Linked DNA regions of Homo sapiens: all the other regions are linked to region 1. A link is a loop called in an ENCODE intact Hi-C map of the cell type or tissue named here. Cell type or tissue: endothelial cell of umbilical vein. All regions are shown on one strand. Region 1 overlaps ANKRD55 (ankyrin repeat domain 55). Region 2 holds the start of LOC124900979 (a long non-coding RNA gene). Region 3 has its middle 45 kb from the start of IL6ST-DT. Region 4 holds the start of LOC101928419 (a long non-coding RNA gene). Region 5 has its middle 37 kb from the start of ANKRD55. Region 6 overlaps SLC38A9 (solute carrier family 38 member 9). Region 7 overlaps IL6ST (interleukin 6 cytokine family signal transducer).

What was found. Peaks named below come from ENCODE experiments on the same cell type or tissue, not always from the same donor. Only the 100,000 strongest peaks of a DNase experiment are listed, where the experiment ranks them.
Region 2: a loop joins it to region 1, with 18 times the contacts of the local background. A loop is called at or near these places in 5 of 110 quality-filtered maps.
Region 3: a loop joins it to region 1, with 5 times the contacts of the local background. A loop is called at or near these places in 4 of 110 quality-filtered maps.
Region 4: it touches region 1 in a loop (4-fold over the local background); 6 of 110 quality-filtered maps call a loop at or near these places.
Region 5: a loop joins it to region 1, with 4 times the contacts of the local background. A loop is called at or near these places in 10 of 110 quality-filtered maps.
Region 6: it touches region 1 in a loop (6-fold over the local background); 10 of 110 quality-filtered maps call a loop at or near these places.
Region 7: it touches region 1 in a loop (5-fold over the local background); 64 of 110 quality-filtered maps call a loop at or near these places.

The regions. Positions count from the first base shown.
Region 1 is chr5:56,198,828-56,202,827 of GRCh38, forward strand. The region is part of intron 2 of ANKRD55 (ankyrin repeat domain 55); the gene reads right to left. Among named protein-coding and RNA genes, the nearest start is that of ANKRD55, 33 kb to the right of the region's middle. In endothelial cell of umbilical vein, a CTCF peak has its summit at 2,489 (motif pointing left); a DNase peak (open chromatin) is centred at 2,444; H3K27ac peaks cover 765 bases.
Region 2 is chr5:55,342,123-55,346,122 of GRCh38, forward strand. It overlaps MTREX (Mtr4 exosome RNA helicase), which reads left to right. Exons shown (of 27, transcript NM_015360.5): 8 at 1,209-1,333; 9 at 2,400-2,498; 10 at 2,972-3,074. LOC124900979 (a long non-coding RNA gene) reads right to left here and starts at 1,029. Exons shown (of 2, transcript XR_007058774.1): 1 at 753-1,029. In endothelial cell of umbilical vein, a CTCF peak has its summit at 2,442 (motif pointing right); a DNase peak (open chromatin) is centred at 2,479.
Region 3 is chr5:56,038,383-56,042,382 of GRCh38, forward strand. No RefSeq gene overlaps it. Among named protein-coding and RNA genes, the nearest start is that of IL6ST-DT, 45 kb to the left of the region's middle. In endothelial cell of umbilical vein, no CTCF peak of the experiment used is centred here; a DNase peak (open chromatin) is centred at 1,719; H3K27ac peaks cover 1,123 bases.
Region 4 is chr5:56,121,824-56,125,823 of GRCh38, forward strand. The region is part of intron 8 of ANKRD55 (ankyrin repeat domain 55); the gene reads right to left. LOC101928419 (a long non-coding RNA gene) reads left to right here and starts at 2,278. Exons shown (of 2, transcript XR_241794.2): 1 at 2,278-2,435. It also overlaps the pseudogene RNU6-299P. RefSeq lists a silencer at 449-621. In endothelial cell of umbilical vein, no CTCF peak of the experiment used is centred here; a DNase peak (open chromatin) is centred at 2,148; H3K27ac peaks cover 2,489 bases.
Region 5 is chr5:56,268,748-56,272,747 of GRCh38, forward strand. No RefSeq gene overlaps it. Among named protein-coding and RNA genes, the nearest start is that of ANKRD55, 37 kb to the left of the region's middle. In endothelial cell of umbilical vein, CTCF peaks have their summits at 1,020 (motif pointing left) and 1,971 (motif pointing right); DNase peaks (open chromatin) are centred at 954 and 2,004.
Region 6 is chr5:55,689,966-55,693,965 of GRCh38, forward strand. All of the region lies in intron 3 of SLC38A9 (solute carrier family 38 member 9), which reads right to left. Among named protein-coding and RNA genes, the nearest start is that of SLC38A9, 20 kb to the right of the region's middle. In endothelial cell of umbilical vein, a CTCF peak has its summit at 2,022 (motif pointing left); a DNase peak (open chromatin) is centred at 2,026.
Region 7 is chr5:55,981,065-55,985,064 of GRCh38, forward strand. IL6ST (interleukin 6 cytokine family signal transducer) reads right to left here. Exons shown (of 17, transcript NM_002184.4): 2 at 1,660-1,747. Among named protein-coding and RNA genes, the nearest start is that of IL6ST, 12 kb to the right of the region's middle. In endothelial cell of umbilical vein, a CTCF peak has its summit at 2,004; no DNase peak of the experiment used is centred here.

The DNA.
Region 1 (4,000 bases):
CCAGCACTTTGGGAGGCCGAGGCAGGCGGATCACGAGGTCAGGAGATCAAGACCAACCTGGCTAACATGGTGAAACCCCGTCTCTACTAAAAATACAAAAAATTTAGCCGGGCGTGGTGGCGGGCGCCTGTAGTCCCAGCTACTCAGGAGGCTGAGGCAGGAGAATGGTGTGAAGCCGGGTGGCAGAGCTTGCAGTGAGCCGAGATCGCGCCACTGCACTCCAGCCTGGACGACAGAGTGAGACTCTGTCTCAAAACAAACAAACAAACAAACAAACCCAAAAAAACCCAAACACGTGTTTATATCTAAGAGTTGAAATAAAAACTTTAACAAAGGGTGGAATAAGGAATTTTACAAATTCTCTTTAGAGAAACCAGCTCTAAAGTTTTAGGGTTGAATTGTGCTCTATTTCAATTCCCTTACCTCTCTAGTTTTCAGTTTATATTAGTTAAATTTTAATAACTTTGCAGGGCCCGGCAAATTAATAACCTACATGAAGTATTTTATCAGAGGGAAACTAATCTTACTGCTGAGCAGTGTGTTGTACTACATAGTGAATGTTTGTGTTTTGGAATCTAACAATTATTTAAGGTAATGGTGTTATGAATGGTTTAAAAATGTCTGGTGACTTGCTTATTTTAAGTGATCACCATTAAGTCAGAAAAATGTATTTTTAAATGTTTCTTAAAGTGGCTTTTGAACATTTTTAAACAGTTGATTTAAATAATGCATAAGATAAATTACCATGTTCAAAGTTAAAAAAAAAAAAAAACTTGGGTGTGGCTTGGTTTGGTGGCTCACGCCTGTAATCCCAGCACTTTGGGAGGCCGAGGTGGGCGGATCACAAGGTCAGGAGATCGAGACCATCCTGGCTAACACGGTGAAACCCTGTCTCTACTAAAAGTACAAAAAAATTAGCTGGGCGTGGTGGCGGGCGCCTGTAGTCCCAGCTACTTGGGAGGCTGAGGCAGGAGAATGGCATGAACCCGGGTGGTGGAGCTTGCAGTGAGCCGAGATCGCACCACTACACTCCAGCCTGGGTGACAGAGTGAGACTCTGTCTCAAAAAAAAAAAAAAGAGGCCGAGGTGAGAGGATCACTTGAGACCAGTAGTTGGAGACCAGCCTGAGCAACACAGCATCTCTACAATTGTGTTTTAATTGTAATATGTATATATATGAAATGTGTAAAAGTCCGTAAAAGCCTGGAAGAACGTGCATCAAAAAGTCTATAGAGATAATCTCTTGGATATTCTTCAGAACTTTCTATATTTTTCAAATTCTCTATAATGAATTTATGTTCTTTTATACCTGTCAGAATAAACCAAATTCAGGCTTACTAGCTTTAATAAACTAATACTAAGGGGGTACACAGAGCCTAGCATATCTATAACTAAGAAAGCAAGTCCTTGCTGTTTGATAACATCCTAAAAAAGAAAAAAGTATGTATTTTGCTAATTCTGACCTTTATAAATACTCTAGTAGGTTTTTTTTTAAAAAAGACATAGGTATGTATTTTAATTTTTATTAATTTTTACCTAAAAATTGGAAGAATAGACAGCCTTAAGATCATTTCTTTCCTTCATTTTTCATGGTCAAAAAACCTAACTGATTTCTGGATGTATCATAAATTATCCAATGTCAAGGGCTTAGCATTAATACTGGTATGTCAGACACGTAATAGGCTATTAAAAATGTTTTAGATTAGAGGACCTTCCTTAGAGTATCTCAAGTTTTACAAAAAGTTCCTTTTTTAGAGCTTCATATGGTGGCTCTGTCCTTGGGTTATTATGGAGCTCTTTGGGAAAGCCCTTGACTGCATCGGTTACTGGGCCCATTTTGTTGAAATTACCCAGAAGTTAGCTTGACATTTGTTCTGCCTAAGCTGTGACCCTTTTGCAAAAGGGCCAGGTCAGTGGAAGGGCACATTGGGTATTGCAATTTCAAGAGCTCAGACCAGGGTAATTTGGGGAGGCTTTCTTTGGTTTATTCTATTCTGAGGATTCTTGGGTGACTAAACACATCCTAGGGTCACCAATGATGTCTGGATTCATTTTGGACAACCACAGAGGACTCTGAAGCTCTTTCTTAGATTGTTCCTTGAAATAGAATTGATTGCCTCTGAAGAACTCATTCATCCATTTACTCATCTACCATATGCTAGTAAAATTGTAGTTACAAAGGCTACAGAGTTTCTGTCCCTAAGAAAGACATGCCCTAGTGGGAAGACAAATGTCTTATTTATGATTGAGACATACTGGAGATATTATGGCAGGACGGGAAGAATCACTTCAATGAACAGTTTCCTGGGCATTCCTCTAATTCCCTCTCTCCCCCTGCGGGATTATCCTGAATGCTTTGAAGAAACTGCATTCTTAGGGGTACCCAGAATGACCTATCCACAAAGTGGCGTCTTTCCACCTTTAAGGAGCATGCCAGGCCTTACACTGCACCACGATGGCTTCATGGGACAACATTGCCACCCACTGGTAATAAAGAGTCTCTGTGGACCTTCACCTGGGCCCTGAGTCAATCTGGAACTCTTTGGCCATGCAAGAACAAGTTAAAGGTCATTGATACAGCTGGCTGGCATTGAAACAAAATTAGTCTCATGTGACTTTTTTCAAATATATCAGGTGACACAAAGCATACATATAGAAAAATGGTAAGAGCACAAGCTCTGGGGCCTCACCTCTAGAGTCTGATTCTGGCACTGCCACTTACCTGCTAGCTATGTGACCTTAGGCAAGTTGCTTAACATCTCTATGTCCGTTCTTCACTTGCCAAATGGATAAGAATAGTGCCTCCCCCTTAGGGCTGTTCTGAGAGCTAAATGAATTAATTCATATGAAGTGCTTAAAGCAGTGCCTGGCCCAGAGTAAATATTCAAAGTGTGTTAATTAGTGGGGTGATTCCTCAAAGACCAAGAGGCAGAAATACCATTTGACCCAGCAATCCCATTACTAGGTATATACCCCAAGGAATATAAATCATTCTATTATAAAGATACTTGCATGCATATCACAATAGCAGCACTATTCACTGTTAGCAAAAACATGGAATCAACCTAAATGCCCATCAGTGATAAACTGGATAGAGAAAATGTGATACATATGCACCATGGAATACTATGCAGCAATAAAAAAGAACGAGGTCATGTCCTTTGCAGGGACATGGATGGAGTTGGAAGCCATTATCCTCAGCAAACTAATGCAGGAACAGAAAACCAAACACCACGTGTTCTCACTGATAAGTGGGAACTGAATGATGAGAACACATGGACACATGGAGAGGAACAACACACACTGGAGCCTGTCAGAGGGGGTGGTGTGGGGAGAGGGGGAGCATCAGGAAGAAGAGCTAATAGATGCCGAGCTTAATATTTAGGTGATGGGATTATCTGTGCAGCAAACAACCATGGCACACATTTACCTATGTAACAAACCTGCACATCCTACACATGTACCCTTGAACTTAAAATGAAAGTTAAAGAAAAAAAAAAACAAAGTGTGCCTGTTGTTATTATTATCCAAATTACTACTTTGACATTGATAGGCACTTGTGTCTCCTTGCTCTTAAACGAGACCCTTTGCCTTGTGCAGCAGGCTGTAGTAATTTTGTGAGCAGAAACATTTTTACCATTTCTCATGTCTTCTCCAGTCCCTCAGGGTGTATTTCCTGAGATGATAAGAGTGTTTTAGAAAGTGTCAGTCATATGAGAAGAAGAGAGTTTCTTTCTAACATTTTAAAGGGAAAAATAGCTCCGAACTTTCCACATGTACCAGTTGAGGGAACAAACATGCAAAGTGACCTTCATACCGTGGGAGTGGAAAAGAAGAGATTTCATTCTGTGGGGAGGAAGTCTTGCAACAATATTATCTCAAGAGTAAATATCTGACTGCAATCAGATCTTTCTTCCTAACCAAATTTGTGATGCAACACATGTTGTGTTTCTTTGAATGTTAGCATCTCTGTGCTCTTGCGGGGGTAGGTTTTCTGAGC
Region 2 (4,000 bases), 860 kb before region 1:
AGGTCTTGAACTCCTGGACTCAAGTGATCCTCCCACCTTGGCCTCCCAAAGTGCTGGGATTACAGGCGTGAACCGCACCCAGCCTTGCTTCTTTAAATAGTGGACAACATGATATTATTTTTCCATTAAGATTTCATTCAAGTACAGCTCTTTAATAGTAACTTTTGCTGGGTGAGAAATGCAAATTCAAATAAAGCAAAAGAAATTAAAAGATGGCGTGCTTCTAATAGCTCACCAGTAGAACTAATGTTACAGAATTTCTAAAACTTCTAGCTTGCAAAGTTAACTTTCCTGATTTTTATTTAGTTCAGTAACTATGAAATATGTGTTTATGGTAAAAACAAAAAGTGAGGATTATGAAATAAAAATGAACAAAAAGAAAAACTTACAAATGCCCCTTACTTAGGCTGTTACGCTCTCGTAATGAAAAAGTAAGTATGCTTGGAATTTGTAGGGTGCTGGCAGGGCTAACGTTAACAAACACATTGAAAAGTTAAATGTTTAATATGTACACGCTTAAAATAAGATTTAGTTTTTATTTAAACTAGCTCACTAAATCAGCCTGTATTTATGGAGAAAGCAATAGAATTTAAGAAATCATTTACCCTTTGAATATTTCACCCTTTCCAAATTTATAAAATTAAGCTCTTAACAGAGTTGTTTTGGTTTTAGAATCAGAAATCCTTTGTTGATTTGTCTATTTTAGGAGGGAAGCTGTCAAACTTTTTCCGTTTTAATAAAAAATGACTTACGGTTTTATCTTTCATCAAGTCTTTCTTTCATCTCCAGAGGATCACAAGGATAATTTGGGTGAACGATGCCGTCTGGAATAGGAATAGTATCTTCTAAATGTGTTGCTATAACTTTCTACAAGTTAGTAACCATTACTTTTCAATGTGCAGTAGAAATACTGTTCCGCTGCCTTGTCATTGAGGCTCTTGTTAGGTTGTTTGGAAAGATTAACCCTGGAATTGCTCTTTGTAGGCTATTTCAGAGTACATTGTATTTATAGTGGTTTAGTCTACTAATTTTCTACTGGATAGATTAATGGTGAGAAATAGTTTTCAGTAAGGTTCTGTGGCTTAAAATATTCTTGAGTAAAGTCTGCATTTCTAACTATAAAGCTTCAGAGAATATAATTTTAGATATTATCACAGAGTGACACTGTAGTCCAACTATAGTCCAAAGTATATATTTATTTTTTTCAGAACGTGGTGTAGTATGGGAAGAAACTATTATTTTGCTTCCTGATAACGTCCACTATGTCTTTCTTTCGGCTACTATTCCAAATGCCCGACAGTTTGCTGAATGGATTTGCCATTTACATAAACAGGTATTTTTTCCTCCTTTTTTGATGTCTTCAATATTCAAAATGTTACAGATTAGTCTTGCTTTACTCTCCCTTTGCTTTTCTCCTGATGTTGTCCAGAATAATAAAAAAAACATTTTAATGGTAAACTGCTTCTCAAATCAAGCAGCTTATCAAAATCAACTGACTGACTTTTTAGAAATGTTGATTTCTGAGCCCCATCTCAAACCCACTATATCTAAATCTCAGGTAATAGTGCCTTGGGAACTCCAATTTTAAAAATTCCCCAAGTTGATCTGATGATCTGCCAGGTTTAGAAACTACTGCATTTACTCAAATAGTTATCCATGAGTACACAGAATTTCCCCTAATGCCTTGGTGCCAGGAAAAGCTGGGCATCTCTGGAGCATTTGATTTGATTTTTCTCATGTAAACACAGACTTTTTACTGACTTTCTGTTATTGCCTTTCTAGTCTGACTTTAGCGTCTGTATATGCTTGTAATAGGCATTTGTTTATGTATACTGAATTTATTCTTGCTTTTATTTTTCTGCCCTTAATTTTCCTTTACACTGATGTTCTCATGAACTTATCTGTTTATAAGCTCCCTGATCGTGTTTTTATGGCATTCTCCCATATTGCTTCTGTAGGATAGAAAAATCCAATGGATCTTGGGGAGAAGCTAGATCAAGTGCTGCTTTATACTAAGGTTTTGAAAAGCCTGGGTGGGGCAGAAAAGTTCCATTTTACTTCATGGATCCTTTGTATCACCGTATACCTCCTCTATAGAAAAATAAGCATCTTTCCGTAATTACAGCATTCCAGGGCTAGGTAATGGGTAGTTGATGCTCAGGTCATGTATTTAGCCCTGGTTAGGGAATTGGTAAGTTGGGAAGATGGTAGTATAATTTCATAGACCTAATTTTTCTACGTTTTTCTCTTGCCTGGGTTTTAGTGAATTTTTTGAAGTGTTTTCTTTTTGAAATGTTGAATTCATTACTTGATTTTCTTAAGATCTTTTAGGTTGGACTAAGATACAGTTTTATTTTGAGGAAATAAAATTTTGTATGTTTAATTCTTTCTTTTTACAGCCTTGTCATGTTATTTACACAGATTATCGGCCCACTCCATTGCAACACTACATTTTTCCAGCAGGGGGAGATGGCCTGCATCTTGTGGTTGATGAAAATGTAAGAGAGTAATTGTCCTTTTTAAATCTATAATGTCATACTTTATTATTAATATCTTGTTGTTGTTGTTTTTAAATTTTGAATTAGAGAAGAATGGAAAAGATACATTTGTTTGTCTTAGTTTTAATCAATCGATCTTGATTTTTTTGTGTGTTTTTATTTCAAACATTATGTTTGAGACTTGTGTTTTTCTTATGCATGAATCAGATTTCCCTCCTTTCCCAGTATTTAAAAATACCTAGAGAATAGGGGTTCTGGACATGTTTCAGATATCTTATGTTTTGCTTTTCTTCATTTTTTATTCCTTCTTTTTCACCTTTTAATACCTCTTACCACAGATCATGTTTGGACTATTTTAGTGGCTTTCATTATTATACTAAATTATTTTTATTTGGGGAAGCCTTATGTATGAAAAATGTTTGAATTATGATTAAGTATTAGTGAAGTTACACAGAAAAAATTTGTGATTCCAGGGTGACTTCAGAGAAGATAATTTTAATACTGCAATGCAAGTGCTTCGAGATGCAGGTGATTTGGCCAAAGGAGACCAGAAAGGGCGGAAAGGAGGAACAAAAGGTAATTTGGAACTTTGCTTTGAGAGAATTTTACATGTAAATTGTATATTCAGATTACTCTGATATTTTTTGTCTTAGTTTTTTTTTCTCAAGCTATGTAAAGGTCTAGACGATATGTGATAAAATTGGATAAATATTTATCTTTTTTGTATGACATTAAGTATAATTTACATACTATAAAATTCACTCATCTAAGTATACAATTCAGTAGTCTTTAGTATATTTACAGAATTGTGCAGCCATCACCACTGTCTAGTTCCAAAATATTTTCATGAACCCAAAAAGAAACCCTGTACACATTAACAGTTATTCTCCCTTTTCCCCCAACCTTTCCCTTCTCATCCCGCAGACTTAGTTAATCATTAGCCTGTTTTCGATCTCTGTGGCTTTCCCTTGTCTGTGCATTTCATGTTTGGAGCAACTGGCTTCTTTCACTTAATGTAATGTTTTCAAGGTTCGTTACTTTTAATTTTTTTTTTTTTTTTTTTTGAGACAGTGTCTCGCTCTGTCACCCAGGCTGGAGTACACTGGTGCTGTCTTGGCTCATTGCAACTTTCTGCCTCCTGGGTTCAAGTGATTCTCCTGCCTCAGCCTCCCAAGTAGCTGGGATTATAGGCACCTGCCACCATGCCTGGATAATTTTTGTATTTTTAGTAGAGACGGGGTTTCACTGTGTTGGCTAGGCAGATCTCAAACTCCTGACCTGAAGTGATATGCCCATCGTGGCCTCCCAAGTGATGGGATTACAGGTGTGAGCCACTGTGCCCGGCTATTTTGTTCATTTTATGCTATATGTACTCATTCCTTTTCATGGTTAAATAACATTCCATTGTATGGATATACCACATTTTGTTTCTCCATTCATCATTGGATGGACTTTTGGGTTTTTCTGGTTTTTGACTGTTAGGAATGCTGTTGTAAACATTG
Region 3 (4,000 bases), 160 kb before region 1:
CTGCGGCCTTCCGCAGTGTTTGTGTCCCTGGGTACTTGAGATTAGGGAGTGGTGATGACTCTTAACGAGCATGCTGCCTTCAAGCATCTGTTTAACAAAGCACATCTTGCACCGCCCTTAATCCATTTAACCCTGAGTGGACACAGCACATGTTTCAGAGAGCACAGGGTTGGGGGTAAGGTCACAGATCAACAGGATCACAAGGCAGAAGAATTTTTCTTAGTACAGAACAAAATGAAAAGTCTCCCATGTCTACCTCTTTCTGCACAGACACGGCAACCATCCGATTTCTCAATCTTTTCCCCATCTTTCCCCCCTTTCTATTCCACAAAACCGCCATTGTCATCATGGCCCGTTCTCAATGAGCTGTTGGGTACACCTCCCAGATGGGGTGGTGGCCGGGCAGAGGGGCTCCTCACTTCCCAGTAGGGGCGGCCGGGCAGAGGCGCCCCTCACCTCCCGGACGAGGCGGCTGGCCGGGCGGGGGGCTGACCCCCCCACCTCCCTCCCGGACGGGGCGGCTGGCCGGGCAGAGGGGCTCCTCACTTCCCAGTAGGGGCGGCTGGGCAGAGGCGCCCCTCACCTCCTGGATGGGGCGGCTGGCCGGGCGGGGGGCTGACCCCCCCACCTCCCTCCCGGACGGGGCGGCTGGCCGGGCGGGGGGCTGACCCCCACACCTCCCTCCCGGACGCGGTGGCTGCCGGGCGGAGACGCTCCTCACTTTCCAGACTGGGCAGCCAGGCAGAGGGGCTCCTCACGTCCCAGACGATGGGCGGCCAGGCAGAGACGCTCCTCACTTCCCAGACGGGGTGGCGGCCGGGCAGAGGCTGCAATCTCGGCACTTTGGGAGGCCAAGGCAGGCGGGTGGGAGGTGGAGATTGTAGCCAGCCAAGATCACGCCACTGCGCTCCAGCCTGGGCACCATTGAGCACTGAGTGAACCAGACTCCATCTGCAATCCCGGCACCTCGGGAGGCCGAGGCTGGCGGATCACTCGCGGTTAGGAGCTGGAGACCAGCCCGGCCAACAAAGAGAAACCCCGTCTCCACCAAAAAAATACGAAAACCAGTCAGGCGTGGCGGCGGCTGAGGCAGGAGAATCAGGCAGGGAGGTTGCAGTGAGCCAAGATGGCAGCAGTACAGTCCAGCTTCGGCTCGGCATCAGAGGGAGACCGTGGAAAGAGAGGGAGAGGGAGACCGTGGGGAGATGGGAGAGGGAGAGGGAGAAATAGAATCTTAATTCTTTTTTTTTTTTTTGAGACAAAGTCTTGCTGTGTTGCCCAGGCTGGAATGCAGTGGTGTCGTCTCGGCTCACTGCAACCTCCGCCTCCAGGGTTCAAGCATAGAATGTCTCTCATAGCCTCTTGTACCACCTCTCCTCTTGTTCTCTGGAACACCGCTCTGTCTTCTCTTCTGTCCCTGGAACATACCAAGAGTGTATTCACCCTAGAGCCTTTGGACTTGCTACTCCCACTGTCTGGAACATCTTCTCCTAGCCCTTGGTGTGTGTGTGCCTCCTCATTATTCAGGCCTCATATGCAATATCCATATTCCCACCCTTTCTGCTCTCAGAGTACCCTGTTTGTGTTCTTCATGGCATTTACCATAATCTGTAATGATCTTGTTTATTTGTTCACTTATTTGTGTCTTTGCCACCTGGAATGTAAACTCTATGACAGCAGATAATTTTGTCTTGTTTACTTCTGATTTCCTGGAATCGAGAACTGTGGCACATAGAAAACACTAGAAAAATACCGTTTTTGCCTGGGTTCCCTCAATAAAATAGTCTGTTATCAGGGGTTGCATGCATTTTGGGAAGTGAATCATGCAAGAGGAATGAGGTTGGGGAAGTAAAACAGTGAAGGAGGGAAGGCCAATACAGATATCTGTTGTAAGTGGTCACTGCAGTGGACTACTCAAGACTGGATTGTGATGATGGGCATCTTCTGTGAAGCCATGTGTCTAAGAACTGTGCATTCTAGGGAGAGTGGAAGGTGTATCTACCCACCAGATTCTGTTTCAGCTTTGAGTCAAGGGCTTACGTTTCCATGGATGCATGTAGGACCAGCGACATGATTTGCAAGGCCCAGTGCAAAATAAAATTACAGGTCATTGTTCAAAAAGTATTCATAATTTCAAGATAGAGATAGTAGAGCCCTAAACCAAGAATGAGGCTCATCTGAGCACAGAGTCCTGTGCCACTACACAGGCCTCGTGCCCTTGCCCTCATGCGCTAGGCCAGGCAGGTTCTTGCAGCATCCCACTGATGTCAGAGTGTCAGAGAAGCCCCAGAGCATGAGAGCTGGAGTGAAGAAGCATGGCTGAAGTCAGGTGCTGTCACGTTACACCTGTAGGAAGCAGGTTGCACAGCAGTGGTTGGAGCAAAAGGTGGACTGAGAGGATGTCAGGCCTTGTCACTTGAGATAACAAGATATCCAAAACAATAAATGAGTTTAGAGTTTCTACGGCTTACTGTCATTTGCCAAAAATTCCAGAAGATTTAAATGGTAATTTTGAGAGTAATTACTCTTGTAGTTTTGATGATGCTAATGGATGGAACTCTTGTGCTTTCCCATTGAGTATGATCATGGTATTGATTTAAATGACTATATTTCCTATGTGAGAAGCCCTATTCCTTATTATTATTTTTAATTGAGACAGGATCTCACTCTGTCACCCAGGCTGGAGTGCAGTGGCACAATCTTGACTCACTGCAGCCTGCGCCTCCTGGGCTTAAGCAATCCTCCCACCTCAGCCTTCCAAGTAGCTGGGACCACAGGTGCACACCACTACTCCTGGCTAATTTTTTTTTTTTTTTTTTTGGTGGAGACAGGGTCTCACCATGTTGCCCAGGCTGGTCTTGAACTCCCGAGCTCAAGCGATCAGCCTGCTCTGGCCTCCCAAAGTGCTGGGATTATAGGAGTGAGTTATTGTGCCCGGTTCACAATTTTCTAAGACACCTTAGATAGAAACTCTGTCCAATAGAATGTTCTGTGATGATGAAAAACGTCTTGTCTACACAGTTTAATATGGTAGCCAATAGGCACATATGGCTATTGAGCACTTTACCTGTGAGGAACTGTTGGTTAAATTTTATTTAATTTTAATTCATTTAGGCCAGGCACGGTGGCTCACGCCTGTAATCCCAGCACTTTAGGAGGCCGAGGCAGGCGGATCATGAGGTCAGGAGTTCGAGACCAGCCTGGCCAATGTGCTGAAACCCTGTCTCTACTAAAAATACAAAAATTATCTGGGCGTGGTGGCTGGCACCTGTAATCCCAGCTACTTGGGAGGCTGAGGCAGGAGAATCCCTTGAACCTGGGAGGCAGAGGTTGCAGTAAGCCAAGATTGCGCCACTGCACTCCAGCCTGGGTGACAGAGCAAGACTCCATCTCAAAAAAAAAAATTAAATTAAATTTAAAAAGATTAATTCATATAAATTTAAAGCACCATGTGGCTAGTGGCTACTGTATTGCAGAGTGCAGCTATTGATAGCAAACGACACTTGTACATTCTACCAATGGTAAAATTCAAGTCTTTACTTCTGTTCAGTCTCTCTGTGAGCTCCACTAACTCAGTAAGTTATCTCAAGCCTGCTTTATTTTAAGGCAATGGATTCTAGATCCAGGAAAAAAAGTTCCATTTCCCTATCTTGTGTCCAAGGCAGACATAGCTAATTGACCATGGCATTTTTATTTTCTCTGAGTTTAGAAGTAGCTTTGTCATCTTTCTCACAGTGAGGATCTGGAAAGCCACTACTCGTTGAGAGGGGGTAACAATAAACTCATATTTATTGAGGGCTAACTGCGTGCCAAGTACTTTAAGTTACATTAGAAGTAAATCCCAGTCCCTCCAACCACACAGATCTGCATTGTCTTCTTTGTGTTGGGAACCAAGATACTCTTCCAACTGGGTTGGATGTCAACCTGCTCAGCCACCTCCATGGGACAGACCAATCAATCATTCAAAGGACAAAGGAATTTATTTCTCCCCTCACAATAT
Region 4 (4,000 bases), 77 kb before region 1:
CAAAGACAAAATAATTCTGGGTAGAATTAGACCCTGAATTTTTTTAACTCTGTGAGTAGAAATAAGAATTTCCACTATTCATTTAAAGAGCACCTACTGTTTTCTAGGAGGTCAAGGCTTGGCTTTGTCTTGGATGAAGGACTCTGCCTGTGTTTTGGTAACCTGTCCCAGTGGGTTTTTAAGTGTGCCTAATGTACAGCAAATACTTCGATCTAAAACAGAAGTTTGAGAAGCTGAAGCTTAGCTGAAGCATATAAAAAGTCAACTTGCTGGGAGATAGAGTTGCATCTCTGAAGATTATGTTTACTCTAAAAAAATGTTTCTTAAGTGTAGATTTATAGCTGCTCTGTGCCTATGCATTATTATTTTTGGAAGCTGTGGACTTGTAGTAGCTTAGGCAGTTGCCAGCAGGAGATCAGAGTTTGAGAGCTTGGAGGTGGCCTAAAGACGATTAGCCCTGGCCATCAGGTCATCCTGGAAAATACTGTGAAAAGGTACTGGACGTTTGATTCTACACATAGTTGTATTCAAGATTGAATAAACTAGGCCAGGCACGGTGGCTAACATCTAGAATCCCAGCACTTCGGGAGGCTGAGGTGGGTGGATCACTTGAGGTCAGGAGTTCAAGACCAGTCTGGCCAACATGGTGAAACCCCTAATCTACTAAAAAAAAAACAAACCCAAAATTAGCCAGGCATGGTGGCGCACACCTGTAGTCCCAGCTACTCGGGAGGCTGAGACAGGAGAATCGCTTGAACCAGGGAGGTGGAGGTTGCAGTGAGCTGAGATCGTGCCACTGCACTCCAGCCTGGGTGACAGGGTGAGACTCTGTCTCCAAAAATAAAAGATTGAATAACTATATTTTGGATTAAGTACTGATGTCACAAAACTATGTTCTGATTTTTTTCTGGGGGTGTAGGGAGAGGCAAAGGGCAAAGGGCAAGTTGACATTCCTTTTTTGAGATACGGTCTCACTCTGTCACCCAGGCTGGAGTGCAGTGGTACAATCACAGTTCACTGCAACCTTCACCTCCTGGGCTCAAGCAATCCTCACATGTCAGCCCCCTGAGTAGCTGGGACTACAGGCATGTACCACTATGTCCGGCTAATGTTTGTATTTTTTGTAGAGATGGGGTTTCGCCATGTTGCCAAGGCTGCTCTCGAACTCCTGGGCTCAAGGGATTCATCTGCCTCAGCCTCCCAAAGTGCTGGGATTACAGGTGTGAGCCTGGCCCACATTCCTATGAATGGGGTCTTCTGTGCAAAGAATGACTATCCCTCTGGTAAGTCACTCGGGAAATGGGCAGTCCTGGGGCAGGAAAGGAGGTCATGGAAGACCTCTCCTCAGCCTTGTGCAGGGCCTGAACCTTGGGCAGAAGGGCACTTCTGAGAGGGCCAGGTGGTCTCTCAGGCCTGGAGGCAGCCTGGCAGCTGGACAGAGAAGGGCTGGGTTGGGTATATCTGTGAACGGGGTTGGACATGAGTATTTGGAGAGCATATATGTATGTATATTGTGTGGCCCCAGAATTACCAGGTACAGATTGTATCTTCTGTCAATTAAACACCTTTTTCCTGTTATGCTAGAAGCAGCAATTTTATAACACGTAATAGGGCCATGTATTTTTCAACACAGTGATCAATCACACTGCATATTTGAATGTGGCAGATGTGATTAGTTCCATTCTATGTGAGAGAGGTCTCCAGGAGACATTTATTCTGAAACAGGACGGGTCCCCAGCAGATTATGTCCTCCCATTTAGACAGTGTATTGCCAATAAATTCAGCAGATGGAGGGCTGGATGTTGATCTAGTCAGGCTTACCAACATGTGATGATTCACTCAGAAGCTTTGTGAAATACTCCTTCATGACAATTACTAAGACCGACTGTTTAAATTCCTCTGACCATCAACATGGAAGCGATCCAGAAGAACAGGGTTTTGCTGAGTAACGAGGGGAGCATATAGATAATCTCTAATATACTCATGTCCTTGGGGCCAGTCTGTGGTACCTAATTTCAAGTTGTCTAAACTTTAGCTCCTTCTTATCTCTAAGCTTCAGGATGTCCTGCAAACACAGCCAATCTGCCTCAGCTGTCACAGCAGGGGGCTAAAGGGCAGGGCCCATGATTCAGAAGGAATTCAGCAGAGACAAGAGTGGGCGGATGTGGTGGCCGCTGAATGGCAGGAGATAATGGGTCCAAGGATGCAGCGTTGGTTGAGCTATCAGTGACTGAGGAATGATTAATGAAACATGTAAACATTCCCCAGAGAATTCCCAGAAATACACAGAGAGCAGGACTTGGTAACAGACTTTCCTCTCTGAAGACAAGTAAACTGCATATTAAAGCGGACTGTGACCTCATAGACTGATGAAATTTGAAACACTTAAGCTACATATGCTGCTTCTGGGTTATGTGTTCTGTGTCATATCTTAGGTAAGTACTACAATGTTTTAAGTACCATAGACTTATGATGTGTTTTACTATCTGGGAGGCCTAGTTCTTCATATTTTCCTTCTACCTCTTTTTATTACTACTTTACTTTTCTTTCCTTTTCACAAAAACTTTCAATAGGAAAAACTTTCACTAAAAAAGAGAAGAAGGAAAGGGAAATCACAATTATTGTAAATACTTAAAGCACATAAACCTGTGCAAACTTTGAAAAATTAAACTATTTATTTTTGTTTTTTTTAATTTTTTTTTGAGACGGAGTCTCGCTCTGTCATCCAGGCTGGAGTGCAGTGGCACAATCTCAGCTCACTGCAACCTCTGCCTCTCAGGTTCAAGCAATTCTCCTGCCTCAGCCTCCGGAGTAGCTAGGATTACAGGCGTGCGCCACCACGCCCGGCTAATTTTTGTATTTTTAGTAGAGACAGGGTTTCACCATGTTGGCCAGGTTGGTCTTGAACTCCTGACCTTGTGATCTACCTGCCTCAGCCTCCCAAAGTGCTGGGATTATAGATGTGAGCCACTGTGCCTGGCCCTGAAAAATTCAACTATTAACAGAAGCTTATAGCTTCAGCATGAAGGCAGAATTTCATGTTTTGCTGCAGAAAACGTGGAAAAAAATGGAGGCTAGGATTTGATCAGTACATGAGGCCTCTGAATTGAGTACTGGATTGGAAAGGACTCTTCTGGATATTTTACTTCCTTTTGAACTCTCCTTATCTTTGTACTTTCTTTTTTCCCCTTAGTTTTACTTTCCACCATGAGGCCTAGAGAATTGGATTTTCTTTGCTAAGTGGGTGGTATTGCAAAATGGGAACTATTCTGTTCAAAGCTGGTTCTAGGAGTGTTTTGAAGTAGATGAACTTTCCCTCAGCCTGCCTTTCTGAAATTTGTTCTTTTTTTAAAAAATGGTTAATTCACTTTTTTCCTAATGTAGCTTATGTTCTTCTACTTTCTTACTTGCTTAGGATCAACATCTGCTCTTAGGAAAACACTTACTTTTTTCTTTTTTCTTTTTTTTTTTCAGACAGAGTCTTGCTTGCTTAGTAACCCAGGCTGGAGTGCAATGGCGCGATCTTGGCTCACTGCAACCTCTGCCTCTTGGGTTCAAGCGATTCTCCTGCCTCAGCCTCCTGAGTAGCTGGGATTATAGGTGTCCGCCACCACACCTGGCTAATTTTTGTATTTTCAGTAAAGATGGGTTTCGCCATGTTGGCCAGGCTGGTCTCAAACTCCTGACCTCAAGTGATCCACCCATCTCGGCCTCTCAAAGTGCTGGGATTATAAGTGTGAGCCACCACACTGGCTGGAAAATGTCTACTTTCAATGATTTATACTTTAATTTTACTTAAAGTCATTTAACCATCTCCAACTTCTGAGACCTATGTAGAACTCCCCATTTTTTCCCTGAGTTAAAAGAATTTCAGGTATTAATAGAGAAGATTAGCGTGGCCCCTGCGCAGGGATGACACACAAATTTGTGAAGTATTCCATATTTTATAAAATAATTTTTAAAAAAAGAATTTCAGGTATCTGGGAGTAGGAGGTGCTTT
Region 5 (4,000 bases), 70 kb after region 1:
TGTGTCCATGTGTTCTCATTGTTCAACTCCCACTTATGAGTGAGAACATGAAAGTGTTTGGTTTTCTGTTCCTGTGTTAGTTTCCTGAGAATGATGGTTTCCAGCTTCATCCATGTCCCTGCAAAGGACATGAACTCATCCTTTTTTATGGCTGCATAGTATTCCATGGTGTCTATGTCCATTCTATCCATTCTTTATCCAGTCTATCATTGATGGGCATTTGGGTTGGTTCCAAGACTTTGCTATTGTGAGTAGGGCTGCAATAAACATACGCATGCATGTGTCTTCATAGTAGAATGATTTATAATCCTTTGGGTATATACCCAGTAACGGGATTACTGGGTCAAATGGTATTTCTGGTTCTAGATCCTTGAGGAATCACCACACTGTCTTCCACAGTGGTTGAACTAAATTACACTCCCACCAACAGTGTAAAAGCATTCCTATTTCTCCACATGCTCTCCAGCATCTGTTGCAAAACAAACAGTTTATTTCCTATACAATTTGCTCATTGTCTATAACATTGGGAAATAAAGGAGAAAAGTGTGACAAGTGACTAAATAATTTCAGTGATGACTAGGACATTTGTGAAGTTTATCAGCCAACAAAACATAATAAAATTGAGTTGGTCCCTAGTCTCCCAAATATCCCCTCTCTGCAGCTCTGGAGGGCTGTGACGTCAACGAGGAATAATGGCTCGCGTCCACGGTTCTGGTTGTTTTCTCCTTCAGTTTTCACAATTCTTTTTTTTTTTTTTTTTTTTTAAGTGCTAACCTGCTTTCTTTCTCTCTGCCAGGGGTGGATGTGATTACAAAGCTCTTCTCAGCCTCAGGTAAAGATTATTGTTACCTGTGGTCCTGAGAGACCTGGCTCTATTTCTCAAACCTTTTGTATGTGTGCTGGGAAACCCTAGGGTTAAATGTCACTTCTCTAGAGAGCTGGGGGAACTTTCACCACCACAAAGTGGCCTAATCCCACGCTCTGTCTGAGGGTTTCTCTGGAGTCCCTCTGCTGGCCATGAGAAACAAGAGCAGAAAGCAGTTCTTTAGAATAAGAAACCCAGAATTTTGTATTTGAAAGTGATACATAGAGATGTAGAGAGGCAAGACTTTTCCTGCTCAGCAAAGGGAAGTCACACTCAGGTTATGATCTAAAGCAGTGAGACTAGGTGCAAAATCAAAATTAATTTAATACAGGGTACTGGAAAAAAATAATTCCTTTGAGGAATAACTGGAATGTACAACTAATGTTTGGTTTTTAGAACAAGGCTGGAAGGCATGTTCCTTACCCACAAATACTCCGCCTTTCCCCCAGGTTGCTTTGGTCTGGTCTAATTCATGAGTCAGATTACCAAGGTATCATACAAATAGACAGACGCCATACAGATACCAAACTGAACCGATGGAATCAGACACTTGAGTGTGCGCAATTGATGCAGCACTCTGATTACGGACTGGGCTTTGTGGTCCATTGGCCCTGGGTTTCATTAACTGTCCAGGCTCCCTCCAGAGACTCAGGGCATGTTTTGTTGCTGTGGGTGGTGCTCTTGCTCTATCAAAGGGACCGCAAGAGAGTATGCGCTTCAGATGATGACCAGTATAGGTGCTGAAGGACTTCTTATACAAAAAGAAGCAGCTCCTGGTGTTTGTCACCAAAAGGATGAGAAAAAGAGAAATGAAAATCAACCACATATGCAACAATGTCATATCTTCTCGACTCATTTTCTGATCAAACGAAAATGAAAATAAAATCCATGCACTATACAATGACTTAGAAATATCTACCAGCCCAGAGAAGTAGATAAAGAGTGAAAATATTTCAAAGGAGATGGATGAGAAATAGATGGCACTTGGTGGAAAGTCCTGACAATACAGCAAAGGAGAAACTGGTCACTTGTGTTTAGGAAAGGGCAATGTACTGAGGGGCCTTGGCCATCCCTGAGGTGCAATGCATGACAGCAGCCAGTGGGGGTCAGAGGTGCTCCATGGCTTAGAGCGCCTTTAACCCTCAGCCTGCAAATCCTGCGCACAGGAGACCAGCTGGACCTCCTTTGGAGCTGGTACTTCCCTCCAGGCAGAGCAGAACTGTGAAAACATAGGAGGTGGTTGATCTCATATGCTTTACCACAAGCGCACTTTTGACTTCAAGACAGTTTGCTGATTTTATTTTTTCTTTCACTTATTCTCTTCCCGTTTCTCTTGTTCCCAGCAAAAACCTCTCTGTTGATCATGGATACAGGACAGTCATCTCTCTGAGTTAAGCATGTGAACACCCAAAATCAAGGACTATAGCCTGTTTCCTGAACCCTTATCTCTCTAGGGTACAGAACTTTTTTTAAGTCACTGGCAGTTTGGAGACAATGCTTAAGTGGGTGGGTGGTTCTGGTTGGTTTATAGGTACACACGGGCATCCGGGCTGGAGGTGGCTCACACAAGCTCATGAGAGCCAGTTGTGTAATCTCTTCCCTGCCCCTAGTTAAGTGATGTCATGTTGGTAGCTTGATGTTGGCCATGGTGGGAGTATTTATGCTACAAAAATGGCCATTTACTGCAAATCAGGACTACCCCTCTCCCTGCAGCACCCCAGAAAGCTGGTTGTTAAATACAATGAGTACACCAATGGCCCCAGGGCAGGTTTAAGAGTCAGAGAAGGTATAAATTGCTGGTCAGGCCTGGTGGCTCATGCCTATAATCCCAACAGTTTGGGAGAGTGAGGTGGGAGGATCACTTGAGCCCAGGAGTTTGAGACCAGTCTGGGCAACATAGTGGGACCCCATCTCTACAAAAAAATTGGCTGGGTGTGGTGGCACACACCGGCTACTAGGGAGGCTGAGGCAGGAAGATCACTTGAGCCCTTGAGGTTGCAGTGAGCCATGATTGTGCCACTGCACTCCAGCCTGAGTGACAGAGCAAGACCCTGTCTCAAAAAAAAAAAAAAAAATTACTTAGCCTCATGTATGTTCATGTTCAGGCCACAATGCATCTAGTGAAAAGAAAAAGGAGCAGTGTTTGATTAGCTGAGAGGATCTTCCAGTATGAACCATTCCAGAAACTATAGTCAACAATCCTTTAAAGATGCCTTTCCTATTAAGGGCAAGCAAGAAATTAAATAAAATTTTTGTTTGTAATTTTTAACAGTTGAATTGCAGTACTAAGTGGCTCATGAAGCCATGCAACATCTTTTTCCTTTCAATTTTGAGCCTTAGGAAAAATGTGAGCTTTCTTAGAAAGCTTGTAACATCAGATTTATCGTTTTTATGAAGCAAAAATCCAGAATAAAAACAGTGGCCACCAGGAACCATTGAACAATACATGTTTGCTCATGTCATGTTCATGTACAACTCATGGATTTAAAGGCATAAAGTTAGCTTTTCTCAGAGAAAACACTCTATCACATTCATGGATTAACTTTCACCCTGGCCAGTCTATCAAAATTACTGGAAGACACACACATTCAAGGAGTTTGCTGTATTATAACATTTGCAACACTTTCTGCAAAGGAAATAGGTTTAAGTCATTAGATCACAATATATATTTTTATCATTAATGAAATGTTTTCAGATAGATTATCGGCCCCATGGGGTTTCTGGCCATGCAAGGAAGATGGCTAAATGGGGGTGCTAGCTCTCTGGGCTTGGGAGATGGAGTAAAAGCAGTGGGCAGGAGGGCTGAGGAAATAAGTCATTATAATGAGGCGGTGGGAGCCAGGTTTCTCACTGCAAGAAAAGAGTAATAAACATAGGAAAGAAGAAAGCTAGAATGAACGCTGTGGTCTATGGGATTAGGATGAGAAGTTTTGGTGTAAATTTAGAGTTTGCACTATGTGGGGTTGGATAAAGAAACAAAACGTTGATATACATTTCTGTGAGTCTGTGCATACACTTTATATCTTCATGTGTGCGTATGTATACACATTCACACATGTACACAAATACATACATTTCCTAGCTTTGTACTAGAGAGAGCTTGGGAGTAGTGAAATCCAATAACAAAGATCCTAC
Region 6 (4,000 bases), 510 kb before region 1:
GGAAAGAAAGAAGCCACTCAGGCAAGCAATTATGGATACAAAAGGGCAATTAAGCAAACAAAACTATTTGAAAAGAGAGGAAGAAAGAAAAATATATAAGGACAATGAATTTGTAAGAATAAAAGGATTCTAATGGGACTAGAAATAAGATCCCAGTCTAACAAAGTTTGTATTTAGATTTTTTTTGCTTTTGTAGAAATTTGCTAAGTTTTGCATATATCTCGCTATGTTGCCCAGGCTGGTCTCAAACTCCCGGCCTCAAGCAATACACCTCCCTCAGCCTCCCAAAGTGCTGGGATTACAGGTGTAAGCCACTGTGCCTTGCCTGTATTTAGATTTAAGGCATCTCTGACTCTAAGGCCAGGATTTGCTAAACACTCTTCAAGTGTTTAGCAAAAAGACAGTTCCTTTGAGGAAAAGTAACAGTGGAAAGTTGGAGAGAAGAGAGGGAGGCCCAAGTGTGAGAGAATGGAAGGGAAAGAGGATGGAGAAGGGTATAAAAGTAATACAATTAGCAAGTTGGCCATCCGCACTAGCCACTGATTAATGACCAAGGTCCTAGTCCATCTGTTTAACACTGATGTCAAGTTCCTCAAAATATAATTTATACAACTCTGGAAACCACCCCTCCTGGGAAAACTACTTTTCTGTCTTTTGTTGAACATCTGTATAATCCCAGCTATGAAACCATCAAGCCTCAATTACTTCCAATCACTGTCACTGGGCCAGGATCTATCTACTGTTACCTATTAATAGATAAACTCTTCACTTTGCCTTAGTAAATATCATTGTACTAGATTCCCCAAAGGAACTTTTTGTAAAGTGCTAAGAGGACAATCTGAGATGTGGAGTTAGAGATGTCTTAAATCTAAATATAAACTTGTTAGACTGCGACCTTATTTACAATCCCATCAGAATCCTTTTATTCTCTCAAATTCTTTGTCCTTATATATTTTTCCTTCTTCCTCTCTCCTAAGACCTTAAGTACCAAAAAGAGTCAACTTAGGCTGCTCTATAGTGACAGTATTAGTGACAGGTAAAACAGAAAGACCAATTTACAGATGTGCACGCTAGAGGACATTATAAAAAAGAGTGCCACAGCATACCTAGGTTGTTTGAAGGGCAGTAGGAATGCTGCCTGTACCCCACTTGGCTTATCAGAGCACCTGAAATGTTCTCAGTTAGAAAAATCTTGAAACTTTTGGTTAGGACTTCATATTTACCGGATTCTCCATGTTAAAATGCAAATAGCCATGGAAATGTAATAGACTAAGTCTCTGACATATCCAATTGTTTTCCATTATAATACCAAGCTGACAACAGAGCCCTGGAGGGAATAGGACAGATAAGTACTGGTGAATAAGGGGCAGAAGAAAAATATGGTTTACAAAGAATTGCCTAAGGGGTTAAGTCTGAGTGAATTCCTGCCCTGGGTAATACTGGGCATACAGAGAAGGATATGAAATCCCTAGGCCCTGGGGAAAATGGAAGAAGAGGAAACAGAGATAGAGAAAGACTGAAAAACAAGAGAAGCTCAAAAACAAATTAACTATTTCACAATCTGTTTGTAGGCTAGCTGGATGGGCAACTTCCCCAGGGCATAGTCCGAGAATAGCAGCAATCCTGAATATGCAGCAACATCAAGCAATACTGAAAATCAGGTTCTATCTTTGGCTACCAGAAAGTCTGAGAAAAACAGGAAAGTAACCTCTTAGACTGGTACTTGCTAATGGAATGTAGCACATATATCAAGATAGGAGACTTCTAAACCTTTCTGTCCCTCCACTCACATTCCTTATTCCACCCCCAAATCAGGGGGAAAACTGGTGGGGGAGGGGTATGCAGAATAAAAAGTAGGCCTGCATAGTTTGAAAAAGCCCCCCAAATGACTTGACATATATTATTCCCCTATAACAACAAGCTCCTTCCTCCACCTAAGTTTAGTTAGACCCCAGTTCCACTAAAAGGATAAGCGAACCATCATACTTTCAGTCCAAAGCAGTTATTAAAATTATGTGATTTTTATTGCCACCTAGTGGAAGAGATAGAAAACCACAAGCTAAACTGAGGATAAGTAATCTAAATATATACTTGACATACTCTGACAGCCAAAGACAGTTTCTCAAAGTATGGTAATATGTAAGATGATTGTAAGTAGCACAAGAATAAATGCTATTTAAACTAGTTGGTATTTAATGCAATGCGTATTAGAAAAAAAGCATAAACAACACTTCAAATCCATCGTTTTACAAAGCTGGGTTGAGGCTAAATTAACCCTAATTTTAAAAAGTAAATAGATTTTTGAAGAAACATTCACTTATATTATACAGGTACTATTGAAGATATTGCCAAAGTCATAAGGTAACTCTAAAATGACTACAGTTTTGGAAATAGTTGTCCTAATCTGGTTCTTCAAATGGAAGATAATTTTCCCACAGTGTAGATGAGTTTTATTTATATATGTAATGTGAAGTAATCCATATTTTAACAGAAATAACAATGTTTGAAGGTACTTACATTTTTTCTCATTAAATAGTTTGTTTTCCTAAACAAATTATTCCACAAGCAAATTAGCATTTAGTACTGCTAAGTCTCTATATTTGCCTTTCTTAAAACATGCTTACCTAGGTAGTTATGCCATGATTGTAAATAGCTGATTCCCTCTCATTTCAACAAGTTTCATTATAGAAAATATATTGCCATTTAATCTACGCAGTTAAACAAATTTACAGAGAACTGTTTGAACTCCTGCCAACTTACTGTAATGGAATGCACTTTAATGACTTACATTCTGTTGTCACAGTGGTCAATTATTTATCACAGAATTTAGAATTTTCAAGAAAACCCTGAGCATTCAAGTCAGCATTCATTAGTGCTTATATTTACTGACATTGGATTATATAAGTAAGAATCAAAAGTCTTATTTCATTATCTTTTCTGATGGCCACTATAAATGACAATGATAAATTTCTCATGTGATAAATTTCACATTTCCACCTCTAGTTTTAAGAAAGACTAAAAACTTAAGTATGTGCGAATGAAAATAGGATTATCAAGATTAGCTTAAACCAACCATCTTTCATCTCTTGGATGAAGACCCATTGTGACTCAAAAAAATAAGGATTCTGTTGACATTAAGGAATAGGTAGGGTTGCTGATTAATTGTTGGGTGTCTACCTAACAGTATCTGCCACACCATCCCGCCTAAAGCACTCAGTTTCCCTCTGAGGGGGCAACCATCTTACAGTTTCCTATTTACTACCCAAAACTTCATTTATACATATTATATTTATTTATTTTTACCCAAATGGTGGCATACTATACACACTGCTCTGTACTTCAATTTTTCACTTAACAAAATAAGTTGAAGACTTGTTCCATTTTGATATGTAATAAAGCCACCTCCTTTTTAAGAGGAAAAAATATTCCATTGTATAAATGTGCCACAACTTATTTATCCAATCCTGTAAGAAATTTTGATTGCTTTTAATCTTTACTACTATAAAAAATACTGCATTACACAACCTTGTACACATACAATTTTTGACAATGTGAATTAATGCTTAGAAGTGAAATTACTGATCCATATAAACTTTGGAATAGGCTGCTGGCATTTTAGGGGGGAAATCACATTAAATTTATGGATTAAAATTTGAAGACTATGACATCTTCAGAGTCTTCCCAATGAGAGCAGAATATGCCTCATTTAATTCTTTTTATTACATCATATTTTACTGATTCTAATATACATATTTAAACACTTCTAATTAAGGATGAATCTCATAATCTAGAACACTTTTTCATCACTGCCAGAGCCAGGCGTGGTGACTCACACCTGTAATCCCAACACTTTGGGAGGGCAAGGTGGGAGGATTGCTTGAGCCCTGGAGTTCAAGACCAGCCTGGCCAATAAAGTGAGATGCAATCTCTGCAAAAAATAAATTTGAAAAATTAGCCAGGTGCAGTGGTGTGCACCTGTAGTCCCAGCTACTTGGGAGGC
Region 7 (4,000 bases), 220 kb before region 1:
AACAAGAGGTCCATGAAAGAATTTATGATTACTTCAAAGCAATTAGATTTGTTTGAGTAGTACCATGGAACACAAGCAAAGCGAACTAGGCAAAGGTAGATTCCACATTTCACATTTAGAAAGTAATCTTTCCTAATTTTTAAAAGATTGTAATGGAGAGGTGATGAAGAAACATCTATTATGGGACTTGATTTCATAGTCCAAATCTAAGAGATGAAGACACAGTAACACTATATAAAATATTATATGCAATACAGTTAACTTCACTTGGGGCTTGCTTAAAAATTGACAGAATTATGGCCGGGTGCGGTGGCTCATGCCTGTAATCCCAGCACTTTGGGAAGCCAAGGCAGGCGGATGACAAGGTCAGGAGTTCAAGACGAGCCTAACCAATATGATGAAGCCCCGTCTCTAATAAAAATACAAAAATTAGCCGGGCATGGTGGCGCACACCTATAGTCCCAGCTACTCAGGAGGCTGAGGTAGGAGAATCACTTGAACCTGGGAGGCGGAGGTTGCAGCGAGCCAAGATCGTGCCATTGCACTCCAGCCTGGGTGACAGAGCGAGACTCCATCTCAAAAAAATAAAAAAAAAAATTGACAGAATTGACAGTAGTTTGCTTATTTTTTCCCTCCTTTCCTTCTGTTGATACTAATATTTAATTTAAAATTATATTAATAGCACTATTACCTCACCTCTTGCAGAGTTTTCTATGCATATATTATAACCATACATTGCATACACTAACCTTCCTTGAAATTTGCAGGTAACTTGAGAAGCTTCTATGAAGCCAAAACCTAACTAGTAACCATAAATACAGGAAAGATTATTTCTGAAAACCAAAAGCTGTAATCATTCCTCAACTATGGTGATATAACATGGTAGTGTGCCGAAAGGAGCTAGATGATGTATAACAAGTATTGCTACTTTTAATGTTAGAGAAACAAAGTTCATAAATGATTTATTTAAAATAGAATAAATTCAAGATTATCCCTATAGTTGTTCATTCTCATTTACTTTCATTTCCATATGTTTTCTCAAGTGAGAGAAAAAGCAGTAGAGTTACAATGGATAAATATTTAATGGTTAGGCTCTTTATAAATTATTTTTGTCACCTATGGATTGTGATTTTTTTTTCATTTTCTAACTTAACCTAAGGATGAAATAAAAAGCACGAATATATTTAGATTTACATTGCATGTGAAAAAGAATGTCAATATAAACTTTGTTACTATGGTAACATTACTATTACAATTGTAGAACAGTATATGAACTAAAATTGCCAAATAGAAGGCAAAATAATGCTTGTTGAATTAATAAGTTGCGTGGGGATCAAGATGAAGAAAATTTCTATATATCTTTCACAGTACAGTGTTACTGTGAATAAACTGCCAGAAGTTGGTAATACCTACACAAAATTAACTAATTATTAAATTAGTTTTTAAATTATCCACTCTGTTCTCTTCCATTAGTATCAATTATGAGTTCATAACAATTAACACTAGGATATTATTTTACATTACACAAAATGTTGTCACATAAATTATTTCACTTTAGTCTCCTAATATCCTAAAGAATCAGGTGAGTAGGGCAGGGATTATTTATTGGAACTTTGTAAAATAAAAAAACAAAAAATTCAGACAAGATCAATTACTTACCCAAATCACAAAATTAGTAAGTGAAGGAGTAGGGATTTGAAGCTAAGTCTTCTACTTCTAAATGTCATGCTTTTTCCATTGGGTTTCACTGTAAAGAGAGGAGAGTCTTGTTCAGAAGGCTGGCTTTGATAATTTTATTATATGTGTACTTTAAAAATCCCCATCTGCTCTTAGGCTTTTGGGTTTGCAGAAAGTATCCTACTTTAGATATGTTCTGAGCTTCAGAATAAAATAAACCCATAAACACTTGTATAAGAGTATTCAAATATTCTAGTGCTTTTTTTTTTTTTTTTTGAGACAATGTCTCACTCCCATCACCAGGCTGCAGTGCAGTAGCACAATTACAGCTCACTGCAGCTTGAACTTCCCAGGCTCAGGTAATTCTCCCACCTCAGCCTCCCGAGTAGCTGGGACTAGAGATGGCACCATCATGCCTAGCTAATTTTTTTATTTTTAGTACAGATAGTGTTTTGCCATGTTGCCCAGGCTGAGCTCAAAGGGATCTGCCCACCTCAGACTCCCAAAGTGTTGGGATTACAGGCATGAGCCACCGCGCCCAGCCCTAGTGCTATGATTTGATATACGCTTGCAAACATTATTGGCTCACCCACACCTAATGCAAACTTCCCTGACGTCTATGTAATGTCACAGAAACATGACAGGAACATTTATGACAGACGGAGTTCTTTAACAATCACATATTTCTTCTTCTACTAGCACTAAATTAAGCCTGCTAACAACTATTCTATGTAACCAGAGATAAAAATCCATTTTAAGATTTGTTCACTTAAATTCTAGCTTAAGTACTAGTGCTCCTCTTTGAAATACAACAAGTAACTTCAAACTTAGGCAAGGAGTTGAATCTTCCATTATTGTTTCATACACATTAAGCCTTTGATATAACTTAATAACACATAAGGAATTAAATTTATAAAAATATTTTTTAAATGTCTAATGAAAAGAAACTGAAAAAATGCCATGTGAAAGTGCACTATAATCCCACCAAGAGATAACTACCATGAACATTTTGGTGGATATTCTTGCAAAATTTTTTATACATGTATTATATAACTTTACATTGTATAAATATACACACTTTTCTATTTTACAAAGATGGGATCATGTAAGTGAGAAATGTTTTATAACCTTTTTCACTTAACACTACATAGTGGACATCTTCATAAGTTAATATATAGAGAGTAATTCCTTGTAGCCTTTGCTCAAATTCACCTCCTCATAGAGATCTTCCCTAACCACCCTGTGTTTCTTATACCCCTTTACTGATTTTTTTTTTTTCTACAACACTTAACACCTTCTAAAATAGGCTAGCAAACATTTTCTGTAAAGGGCCAGATAATAAATATTTTAGATTTCGTGGGCTTTAAGTTCTCTCTTGCAATTAGTTAACTCCGTTATTAAAGTGCAAAAGCAGCCATACACAATATGTAAATAAGTGGGCATAGGTATATTCCCATGCAACTTTATTTATAAAAATGGCTGCAAGCTGGATTTGGCTTATGGGCTATAGTTTGCCAACCCCTGTTCTAAATACAATATAATTAAATTAATTTTCTTTTTGTTTGTTATGGGCTGAACTGTTCCCCCCAAAAAATATGTTGAAGTCTTAACCCCAGTAGCACAAAATGTTACTCTATGGGCAGATTTAATTGGATGTTATAGTGGAGTATAATAGGCCTTTAGTACAATATGACTGGTGTCTTTAAAGAGACAGAGCCAGGAAGAATACCATGTGAATACACAGGCAGAGATTGGAGTTATGCAGCTGTAAGCTAAGGAATCTCAACGACGATGGCTACCACCAGAAGCTAGGAGAGGCAAAGGAAGATTCTATCCAAAGTCTCAAAAGGACTTCTAGCCTCCAAAACCTTGAGAGAATAAATTTGTTGTTTTGAGCCACCCAATTTGTGGTACAGGTTGAACATCCCAAATCTAAAAACTGAAATGCTCTAATTCCAAAACGTTTTGAGCTCTGGCATTTTGGATTTCAGATTTTAGGATTTGGGATGCTTAACTTTAAGTATATAATGCAAATACAACACAAACTGAAAAAAAAAAATCCAAAATCCAATATACTTCTGTTACTAAGTATTTCAGGTAAGGGATACTGTAACAAAGGGATGCTCTATTACAGTAGCCCCTAGGAAACTAACACATAGTGTGTGTCCCCAAAATAGAAGGTAAGTGAAGAGTGGAATGGCTAGGCCCTACGGCAGGTGTGTGCTTGGCTATATCTTCTTTGATGATGTGTCTGTTCAAACATATTGATCAACTGGGTTTCCTGTTTTCTCATTAAGTTTTGAAAGTTCTAAGAAGATATTCT